Regions from separate parts of the Homo sapiens genome. Here region 1 is linked to region 2. Evidence: chromatin contacts called from ENCODE Hi-C or POLR2A ChIA-PET data. All regions are on one chromosome and are shown on one strand. Each heading gives the region's core, a stretch centred on a gene start or an enhancer-like site at or near the end of the contact. The rest is flanking DNA. Distances are from core to core; before and after follow the strand shown.

The links. Hi-C counts contacts between places; a loop is a spot of excess contacts on that map. ChIA-PET counts read pairs that join two places held with the same protein, here RNA polymerase II (POLR2A). Pooled maps may share reads with other maps.
Region 1: a loop to region 2 is called in a map of PC-9, with 2.0 times the contacts of the local background. The contact joins the promoter of THRB-AS2 here to the enhancer-like site in region 2. A Hi-C loop is called at or near these places in 2 of 168 maps with a recorded cell type or tissue (PC-3 and PC-9) and 2 of 50 pooled maps. POLR2A ChIA-PET finds 5 or more read pairs at or near these places in 1 of 52 experiments (BJ).

Annotation. Positions count from the first base shown.
Region 1 is chr3:24,149,472-24,154,571 of GRCh38, forward strand. It overlaps THRB-AS2 (THRB antisense RNA 2), which reads left to right and starts at 1,853. Exons shown (of 4, transcript NR_121667.1): 1 at 1,853-1,929. It overlaps THRB (thyroid hormone receptor beta), which reads right to left. Exons shown (of 11, transcript NM_001354712.2): 6 at 2,919-3,019. RefSeq lists a silencer at 3,543-3,743.
Region 2 is chr3:24,057,567-24,062,621 of GRCh38, forward strand. No RefSeq gene overlaps it. Among named protein-coding and RNA genes, the nearest start is that of LINC00691, 43 kb to the right of the region's middle. Within about 2 kb of position 2,650, at least 6 of the 41 ENCODE cell types and tissues checked have a DNase peak (open chromatin) inside an H3K27ac peak, as active enhancers do.

The DNA of each region.
Region 1 (5,100 bases), core at 603-3,102, 91 kb after region 2:
GACACTCCAAAAAGTCACTCTGTTCACTTTTTATTGGGATGAATGAAATAATTTATACTTTGCTTATTTCCACAAAAGAGTTGAGATAGCTAGCTCTACTATACACTATGCCATCTTTTCTGTGGCCTATCTCTGATGACTTGTCTTGGGCACTTCATGGACCAAATCCTTTTAAAGATGTTGGCCTTTCTTTTTTTTGTTTTTTCTTGATTTTCTTCTTAAAATGTTGGCCTTTCTTAAGCTATAATTAAAGCATATTTTGATGTATGATAAGGAACCACTTCATTTTAAAAAGTAACAGAAATTAACTCTTGGAAGTGGACTTGAAGACATTTAAAACAGTCTACTTATTTTAAAAAAATCCTTTTAGAGATGAGCTGACAAAAGAGATGCCCTGGGCAATAAATAAGGACATATATTTCATTGATGATTTGTTGGTAAGAAGAGGTCTTGCTTTTATAAATCAATATCAGACATGTTTCTTTGTATTCTGAGAAGAACTGTATCCATTTTTTAGTACTTTGAGATGATTCACTGATCAATGTGAAAAGGAGATAACTCACTCTTCTAGTTCACTATTCAGGCAGCTGTTGAAAAGCTTTGATTCTTTCTCTAAAAATAGTTTGCTGTGGGACAGTATCAATATCCTTTCTACAAAAGATGTGTAAAAACTTGGATATCACAACAGACATGACATCTCCAAAAGATTTCACTCTTCTCAGGGTGAAAACTGGCAAAAAGGATTCTCTCCATACACATTGCAAGTATGGGGTAGAAATATTTTTAAATTACAGGTTTGAATAAACGATATAGGAAACAATTAACCCTTTCATCTTTCACCACTCTTAAAAACCGTGTTTCACTTGAAAAACTCGTTTGTCTTTTTCCAAGATGCTTTGTCATTATATTAAGTGATCCGCACAAGTACCCTGGGAAGGCTCTTCTCTGATTTTACAATGAAGGCAACCCTAGAAACAGGATTCTGACCTGAGACAAAGTCACAGAATCTGAAAAAAAATCTAGATTTTGCTACACGATTTCTTCTTTTAAGAAAACCTCAGCTGATCCAGGCTCCAAACATCCTGTGATCTAGGGAAAACAGGCTAGTTGATTTCTTGATCATCCTGAAGACATATGTGAGGCAGGGATATAGGTTAATAGGCTCAATTCTCTCTTTGTTTAAGTCAGTCACTAATAACGTATTGTCCTCTGTAAGGCACATTCACTCTTTAGAGTCATTTTGGGGAATTAAGTATTAAATTGAATTCCATATTAAATGGAATCAGGATCTCTCTCCCAGAATTCGAAATTTCCCATTATGCGCCGATTTAGAAGAATCTCAGTGCTGCAACTAAGGTAGGGAAAGCCTTATGAATTGGGACTAATTTAGAGAAAAGTCTAGTTTGAATTATCGAACTTTTGGAATGAGAGTAGGTACCTAAAGTTATGTAGTTTTATTACTTTCAAATCAAGCCAATAAAACTACTTTCAAGAGACTGTCTGCAAGTCTCTAATTAATAAATAGCCAGAACTTACTTGTAATTAGATTCATTAAATTCCCTAAGACATTATTTTCATAGATGTAATGGCAACCTTTAGCCCAGTCTTTGTTAAAGGACTACGAATTCCAGATCAAAGGGGTCTGGATAAATAAGAACATGTTACACCACATTCCAAAAAGCAAGTCTTGCAACCTTAGAAATTACCCCTTTCCAATGGATGTATTATCTCAACATTTTTAGCAGCCTTCTCCTAAATGTTTCCTAATGTCACGTACAAAAACATAGGGAATTTGCATGGAAAATCTTCCACTAGGGAAAAGGAAAACACCTTAATTTGAAACTGAGCTAACATGTTGATTTGGGGGCTTTACGAGCAAGGGTATGAACAAAGCGGGGCAGTTGGAGAAGCGGAAGAAGAGAAAAAGAGGTAAGGTGGATGAGAGAGGAGGGAAGGTGAAATGTTTTATACATTTAATACAATTTTTGCTTTAGGGTTTACATCTTGATAATTTAGTTTTAAATATAAGAGGTAAAAAAGACAAGGTATTTAACAAGTAAACAATTTTAAAAGTCCTTCCCTGACTTTAAATACTTCTTTATTTATGAAACATTAGCTGAACAGACACGAAATACAGCACTGGGTCAAGCTTTTTCCTTTATGGTAGATTTCATTTTCAAGGCTAGATTGTTGGACCAAAAGATATTTTCCAGAAACCTTATCTGAATTTTGTTGATGAAGTCTTGTAAGTAGGCCAATTTAGGTTCAGTTTCAGGAAGTGAATGGACTGATCACTGGTATATTCTTGTCAAGTATTTCCTGCAGATAGGACTGTACAGCACAAAATTAGCCGATGGATGACCAGAATCTACTTAGTCACTGCAGGCTGTGCGAAAAGCCAACTTGGATAATTTCAGAACATAACTGAATCTAAGTAGCCTCAAAGATATTCCCTATTGGAACCCTTGAAAATGAGCATATTCACTCAGACTAACAGCAGAAAACAGCCTGTGGTAGAGTAAACTCTGTCTCCTCCAACACTGTAGATAAAACAAGAAGAGAAACAGTCATTTCTCGGGATGACAACATGTTAAAAAGGACCTATGCTTTTTAAACCCAAAGTAAGAGTTTTATTAATTTCTTTTTATTTTATTGATTCTCTTCCTGTTTTAAAAACACTTGCAGAAGTAAAGAAACCAGACATTACACTCATTTAGTTATTTATGATTTGGGAAAAAAATTCAGTTCTTGAACATGTCAAAAATGAAGAGCACAACCAGACACCTGGATGATCACAGACCATGGATGTTAGAATTTGATTTTAATTTGAATTTAAACTTAACATTGCATTCTGGAAGAGGACTGGGAGGGGACTGGAGCTGGGCTAAGCTCTGTGCTTGTGGACCCAGGGCAATTACCTTGCAGCCTTCACACGTGATACAGCGGTAGTGATACCCGGTGGCTTTGTCACCACACACTACACAGAGCTCGTCCTTGTCTAAGTAACTGGGGATGTACCCTGTGAAGGAAATAAAAGAAGGAATATTAAAAAATAATATGTTAACGTCAAAGAGACACTATAGCTAAGGTTGCTAGGCCAGAGACAAAATTGGCTTGCCAGGAAGAGGTAACAACAGTAAAGACTTAGTGAAACCAAACGGTAAGAATTTTATACTCATAGAGTTAACATAGGCCCAGGATTTCAGAATGCCTTAGAAATAGCTCACACCTATAATCCCAGCACTTTGGGAGGCCCAGGCAGGTGGATCACCTGGGGTCAGGAGTTCAAGACCAGCCTGGCCAACATGGCAAAACCCTCTCTCTACTAAAAATACAAATAATTAGCCGGGCATGGTGACAGGCACCTGTAATCCCAGCTACTCAGGAGGCTGAGGCAAGATAATCACTTGAACCCAGGAGGCAGAGGTTGCAGTGAGCTGAGATTGTGCCACTGCACTCCAGCCTGGGCGACAAGAGCGAAATTCTGCCAAAAAAAAAAAAAGAAAGAAAGAAAGAAAGAAAGAAAGAAAGAAAGATAGCTGTGATCACTTGCTGTGCAGGTGGGAATGGCAGGAAGGCTGTAGAGCCAGTGACTCAAGCAGAGAGGCCAGGATTTGAGCACTGTGAGTTCTAGATAACACAATCTATTTAACAAGGCTTATTTCAAAACCTGTTTTCACAAGATTTGATCCACTTTGGAATCACAGTACCATGCAATGAATTCAGAAAACTTTATAGCTGGAAAGGTCCCGGGAGATGACGAAGTCCTTGTAAGGTGAAGAAACAGGCCTGCAGAGGTTTGGCCTTCCTCAGGGTCTCACTGGAAATTACAGGCAGGACTAAAACCCCAGTCTCTTAATTTCTAGCCCTCCAGTGTAATATGCTGGTCTTTTTCTAAAAATGGAGAGTTGACTTTAAGTAGAATGAATTTTGCCACCTAAAAAAGTTAGGTAAACTTGTGATATTATGATATGCAATCCAACAACACTGGATAGTGTGAAATGACAGAGGTTTTGTTTATTAAGAAAAAAGGAAAATCCAACTATGATAACTCTCTTTTTTAGTGGACAATGAGTTTATTAGTTTAAATTCCTTGACTCAGGAAGCTAAAAAGCACAAAAGCAGAAGCCTCCTGTTTCCCTCCTGTCTTTGCTCCTTCAGCTTCCTGTGGAGAGGATGCCCAGACACAAGATGCTGATTCAGGAGGGCAGGTTCATTCTCCCCTCTATCAATGGTTTACCATTGATAAATTATGTGATATATAGAATCACACAGCTTCACATAAGACCAAACAATCAAAATGAGGCAGGATTGGTTGGGATGTGAAGAAGGAAGAGGCTGAGAAACAATCCTTTCTCCCTATCATGGTCCTTATGAAGTTTTTTGACTCAGTTCAGCAAAGTCTTCTTTGTTCCAATAAAGATTAGCTAGGTTGAAATGACTGATGCCTTACTGTGTATCTTACCGTGACATTTCATAGACCTTTTATTAAACTAGGTCACTGAAGTCTTGCTTTTCAGAAAAAAAGCCATTAAGGAAACAGAATGAAATAAATCCTTTTCATAATTTCTTAGAAATTATGTTGCTCCAACTTTAATTTAGAAAAATGTTCCTTCTTGGGAGGCAGATAATTGACTTGAAAGTGAGGTTTAGTAATGTACAGGATTATATTTTTAAATATCACAGCTTTTCTTAGTTTACTTTTGCATCATGCAAACCATGATTCATCTGTTGAGTTCACTGCAAGGGTTTCAAAACTCTTGTCAGTCATTTTTAAAAAGGGAATTCTGGGAAGGATCTGGGCAGAGAAAAAAGGGAACTAGAATGCTTTGCGCGTTCATTCAGTCATTTATCTATGAATTCAGAAAACATTTATTTAGCATCTACATGTGCTTAGCATTGTTCTAGGTGCTGAAAATACAAAAATGAGTAAGACATGGTTTCTTCCTTTGTAAACTCATAAGCTGAGTTCTGTTTCTGTAGCCTTGGTCATTCTTCAATGAGAAAAAGAGAGGTGAAAATGAAGGGAAGAACATGAAAAGATGCTCAACATCATTGCAGGGAAATGCAAATCAAAACCACAATGAGATACCACTTTAC
Region 2 (5,055 bases), core at 1,400-3,899:
GATGCAGTTTCTTCCTAGCATTGATGATCTTTACAATTTGGCATGTTTTTGCAGTGGTTGGTACTGGTTGTTCCTTTCCATGTTTAGTGCTTCCTTCAGGAGCTCTTGTAAGTCAGGCCTGGTGGTGACAAAATCTCTCAGCATTTCCTTGTCTGTAAAGTATTTTATTTCTCCTTCACTTATGAAGCTTAGTTTGGCTGGATATGAAATTCTGGGTTGAAAATTCTTTTCTTTAAGAATGTTGAATATTGGCCCCCATTCTCTTCTGGCTTGTAGAGTTTCTGCGGAGAGATCAGCTGTTAGTCTGATGGGCTTCCCTTTGTGGGTAACCAGACTTTTCTCTCTGGCTGCCCTTAACACTTTTTCCTTCATTTCAACTTTGTTGAATCTGACAATTATGTGTCTTGGAGTTGTTCTTCTCGAGGAGTGTCTTTGTGGCGTACTCTGTGTTTCCTGAATTTCAATGTTGGCCTGCCTTGCTAGGTTGGGGAAGTTCTCCTGGATAATACACTGCAGAGTGTTTTCCAACTTGGTTCCATTCTCCCCATCACTTTCAGGTACACCAATCAGACGTAGATTTGATCTTTTCACATAGTCTCATATTTCTTGGAGGCTTTGTTTGTTTCTTTTTACTCTTTTTTCTCTAAACTTCTCTTCTCGTTTCATTTCATTCATTTGATCTTCAGTCACTGATACCCTTTCTTCCACTGGATCAAATCGGCTACTGAAGCTTGTGCACGCATCACGTAGTTCTCGTGCCATGGTTTTCTGCTCCATCAGGTCATTTAAGATCTTCTCTACACTGTTTATTGTAGTTAGCTATTCGTCTAACTTTTTTCAAGGTTTTTAGCTTCTTTGTGATGGTTTCGAACATCCCCCTTTATCTCAGAGAAGTTTGTTATTACTGATCATCTGAAGCCTTCTTCTCTCAACTCGTCAAAGTCATTCTCTGTCCAGCTTTGTTCCGTTGCTGGCGAAGAGCTGCGTTCCTTTGGAGGAGGAGAGGCACTCTCATTTTTAGGCTTTCCAGTTTTTCTGCTCTGTTTTTTTCCCATCTTTGTGGTTTTATCTACCTTTGGTCTTTGATGATGGTTGCATACAGATGGGTTTTTGGTGTGGATGTCCTTTCTGTTTGTTAGTTTTCCTTCTAACAGACAGGACCCTCAGCCGCAGGTCTGTTGGAGTTTGCTGGAGGTCCACTCCAGACCGTTTGTCTGGGTATCACCAGTGGAGGCTGCAGAACAGCAAATATTGCAGAACAGCAAATGTTGCTGCCTGATCCTTCCTCTGGAAGCTTCACCTAAGAGGGGCACCCGGCTGTATCCACTTACATTCTTGAGAGAATGAAGGTAAAAACGGTAAGTCATGTTTTAATATTATTATGAAAACAGTTGTGCCTTTATGAACCCTGTAAAAGAGTTTCAGGGACCCTCAGGGGCCTCTGGGCTATACTTTAAGAACCACTGGTCTGGAGGGATAGTACCAGATCCAATGGAGCATGTCCTTTGTTACAGGGCTGCCTTACATGTCCTCACAAGAAGCCATGTATACATATTTTATATGCAACCTCAGCATTCCTGGTTATTTTGTTTTCTGAGTCCCTAGTAGATTACAAGCCAGAGGATTTGAAGTCTGACATCCCAAGTTGAGAAATGGTCAGTGACAGCAAGGGAGAAGATACAAATAGTACAGAAACAGGTACAAATCCCAAAGGCATAACATACTGTAAATAAGAAGGCAACAAAAAAATTATGTCATTTTAGAAAGACTGTGGAGAACCAAGATTTCTTCCTGAATAAGCCCACATGCCCCCGCAGGTTTTCTGGCATTATGCTCTCTGGATCTGGGGCTTCCTCTCCTCGTAGTAGAAGGTGCTGGATGTGAGCACAGCTTCCCACAAGGCCTCCAGAGCTGGGCATCTGGTGATCCTGGCACTCCTTTGCAAAGGTGGCACCCAAACTCAGACAGTGTGTCCTGATTATGAGACAGTTCTATTCTTCCTCTAAAAAAGGGAAAATAGTAGAGATCTGAAGCTACCTCCTGTAGCACAGATGCAAGTTGTGTCCAGCTGTGCTTGGCCCACTGGGGCCTCACCATGTGCTGTTGAGTGAACAGTAAATGTGTGCATTTCTTGCCTGTTGCCTGTGAGTTTCAGCCTGCACCTAGTAATACCCTGGTGTTTATCAGGACCCTCTGCTCCAAAGACATTCATTCAAATGGATTAAAACTTGAGTGTGTGTGTGTTGGGGCGGGGGGCGGAGTGGGGGGGCGGTGAGACCTAAAGTAGCATCCCATGTAGTTTTTAACTTATGTGGGATCCTTCGTTCTTCAAGGATTCTGGATAAATGAAGCATAATAACATATTCTGTTGCTTCAGAGTAGAAAGTCTTAAAAGCTAATTACTTTAAAGCCATTTAAACACATTGAAAGAATTTGAAGAGTTCTTTCTCCAATACCCTCCAAGTAAATTAGAACTTAGAAAATGAGGTGAAAGGAATAAAAGGTTCTAACACTTCTATTTAGTGGTTAAGAAAATTTCCTTTAGTGCTTTTGAAACATTTTCAAAGTAGAAGTGCTTTTGGCTTCTACGTAGCTTTGTAAAGTACTGTGTCCCAGCATGAAGTGGCTGTGTTTAGTAACACTGCTGAGTCCCTGCATGAAAAATGTGCCCCAACCACATTCGCCTTGGTCAGTCAGACTGAGTTGAAAGGATTTCCAACAGCTCTCCCCCTCCAGGCTGTCTTGAGTGTGGGCCGTAACTTTTGATAAATGTGTCTAATCTCAGTGCTGCAGTAGCTTAAAAATAGTGTCTGATATTCCAATTCAGTAGAAAAATTAATATTTCCCTTAAAACATTCTCTTAGATTTTCTCTCAATTAAAGAGAAATGGAAGATTTTTGAAGGATTGGACAATATTCAACTGTGTTTGTGACAGAATTTCCTCAGCTGTTGATGTATGGTGGTAGTTTTCCCTTGTAACGTCTATCGTTGAACCACACACTGGAAGTTTAAATGAAACTTTTTTTTGCTTTTGTGGCTCTATAAACAATAAAAAGCAATATAGTGCTGCCCAGTTTAAAGAGAGCAGAGTAAAATGTCCCAGCTCCATCTTCTCTCTCAAATCACATCAAAGAAACAGAGAATAAGAAATGGACATAAAAACTCAATTTTGTTAAAAACTAGGAGAAGCAAGTTGATTTGTTCTACAGGTAAACAAGTTAAAGTTCATTACAGGAGATCCAGAAATTGATAATAAAAATTTGCTAAGAGTTTCAATGGGAAGAAACTTAACAAAGAAATAATTCAAGACAATTTCTCAGAACTGAAGGACTTATGTCTCCATATAAATTTAAAAATATTCTTTTCTGAGGTGCATCATTTTAAAATCTTATAGAGAGAAGATTCTAGAAGCTTTCAGATATTGAAAAATAGGTCACACATAAAGAGTTTGGAATAAGATTTCAGATATTTCAAACAACACATGGGAAATTAGAAGACAATGAGGAGGGAATTTTCCCTCTAAATTCTGAGGGAAGCAATTTTCTAATGAGAATTCTATGCACAGAAGAACCACTCAATCAAGTGTGAGAAGAGAATAATGTCACCTTCAGACATGCAGCATCCCAAGCATTTTATTTCAAATTTCAAATGTATACTTTCTTAAGAAGGCACATCGAAACAAAGGAGCAAATTAAGACATGGGAGCCAGGAAATGTGGGGTTCAACACAGCATATTAATAAAGGAATTCCTAGTTTTACAAATAATGAGGTCCCAAAATGATAGCTGTGCGGTAGTGTTAGAGAGCAATCAGTCCACTTTGAAGCAGGAGGATATGGAAGACTTTAGGAGGGATGTTTCTAGAGAAAATAAAATGGAACTTATAGTTAACCATATATGTTTCTGACCATGTGGAAAATAGTATTGATAGCGGCTTTATAAATTCATTGGAGAGTTTGAATTAACCATATATTGGCTGTAACTATATTGTATGGGGGGAAGGAAAGGAGTGAGGATGTATAGAAGAGATTTGCAAGGCAGGAAAGTTGTGAGAGAATCAAGATATTATTAACCATAATAGGAAGTTAATAGATAATGTCTAAATGGATGAATCCAGGGATATCAGCATAAGCATATCATTTGAAATATGCTCAAATGATATACGAGATATGATATTTGAGATATGCTAAAATATACTGGAGGTAAACACCAGAAGAAAGAGCTGGAAGTGTTTATTGTATTTCTTGGAGATGCAGGATTAAAGGATGGTTAGAGTGGGACAGATGTCCCCGGCTATTTTATTTTATTTTATTTTACTTTGAGACAGAGTCTCGCTCTGTCACCCAGGCTGGAGTGCAGTGGCGCAATCTCAGCTCATTGTAACCTCCACCTCACAGGTTCAAGCAATTCTCGTGCCTCAGCCACCCGAGTAGCTGGATTACAGGCACATGACACTAAATTTGTTTTGTATTTTTAGTAGAGCTGGGGTTTTCACCATGTTGGCCAGGCTGGTCTCAAACTGCTGACCTCAGGTGATCTACCCACCTCAGCCTCCCAAAGTGCCAGGATTACAGGCGTAAGCCACCACGCCTGGCCTATTTTTATTATTTTAAGGCCCATACCTAATAACTATAATATCTGGGTCATCTGTTGTTCTGTTTCTATTGTCTGCTTTTTTCTCTTGGACCTGTCTCTTGGCATACAAGGAAATTTTTTATTAAATGCAAGATGTTGTGTTGAAAAATGATAGCTGCTTGGGCGATATTATCTTAGCCAAAAGAAGGTTTCTTTAGTTTCTGTCAGGCAGTTAAAGTAGGAGCACATTGCTTTAATTCAGTCACTGAGCTGATTTGAAATTGGATTTTAGTTTTTGGAAGGCCTGATCTTTTTAGATTCGACCTTACTCTTAGGATGTAATCCATCAGCAGTCCTAATTAAATCTGGGGGTCAGAGCCCCTTGACCTTAATGGTTGTGAACTCTGATTTATATTCCCTCAGTTTGCAAGACTGCTGATAGCTTGTTTTCCACTTCCTTACAGGTTTCTCCTGGGAGAATT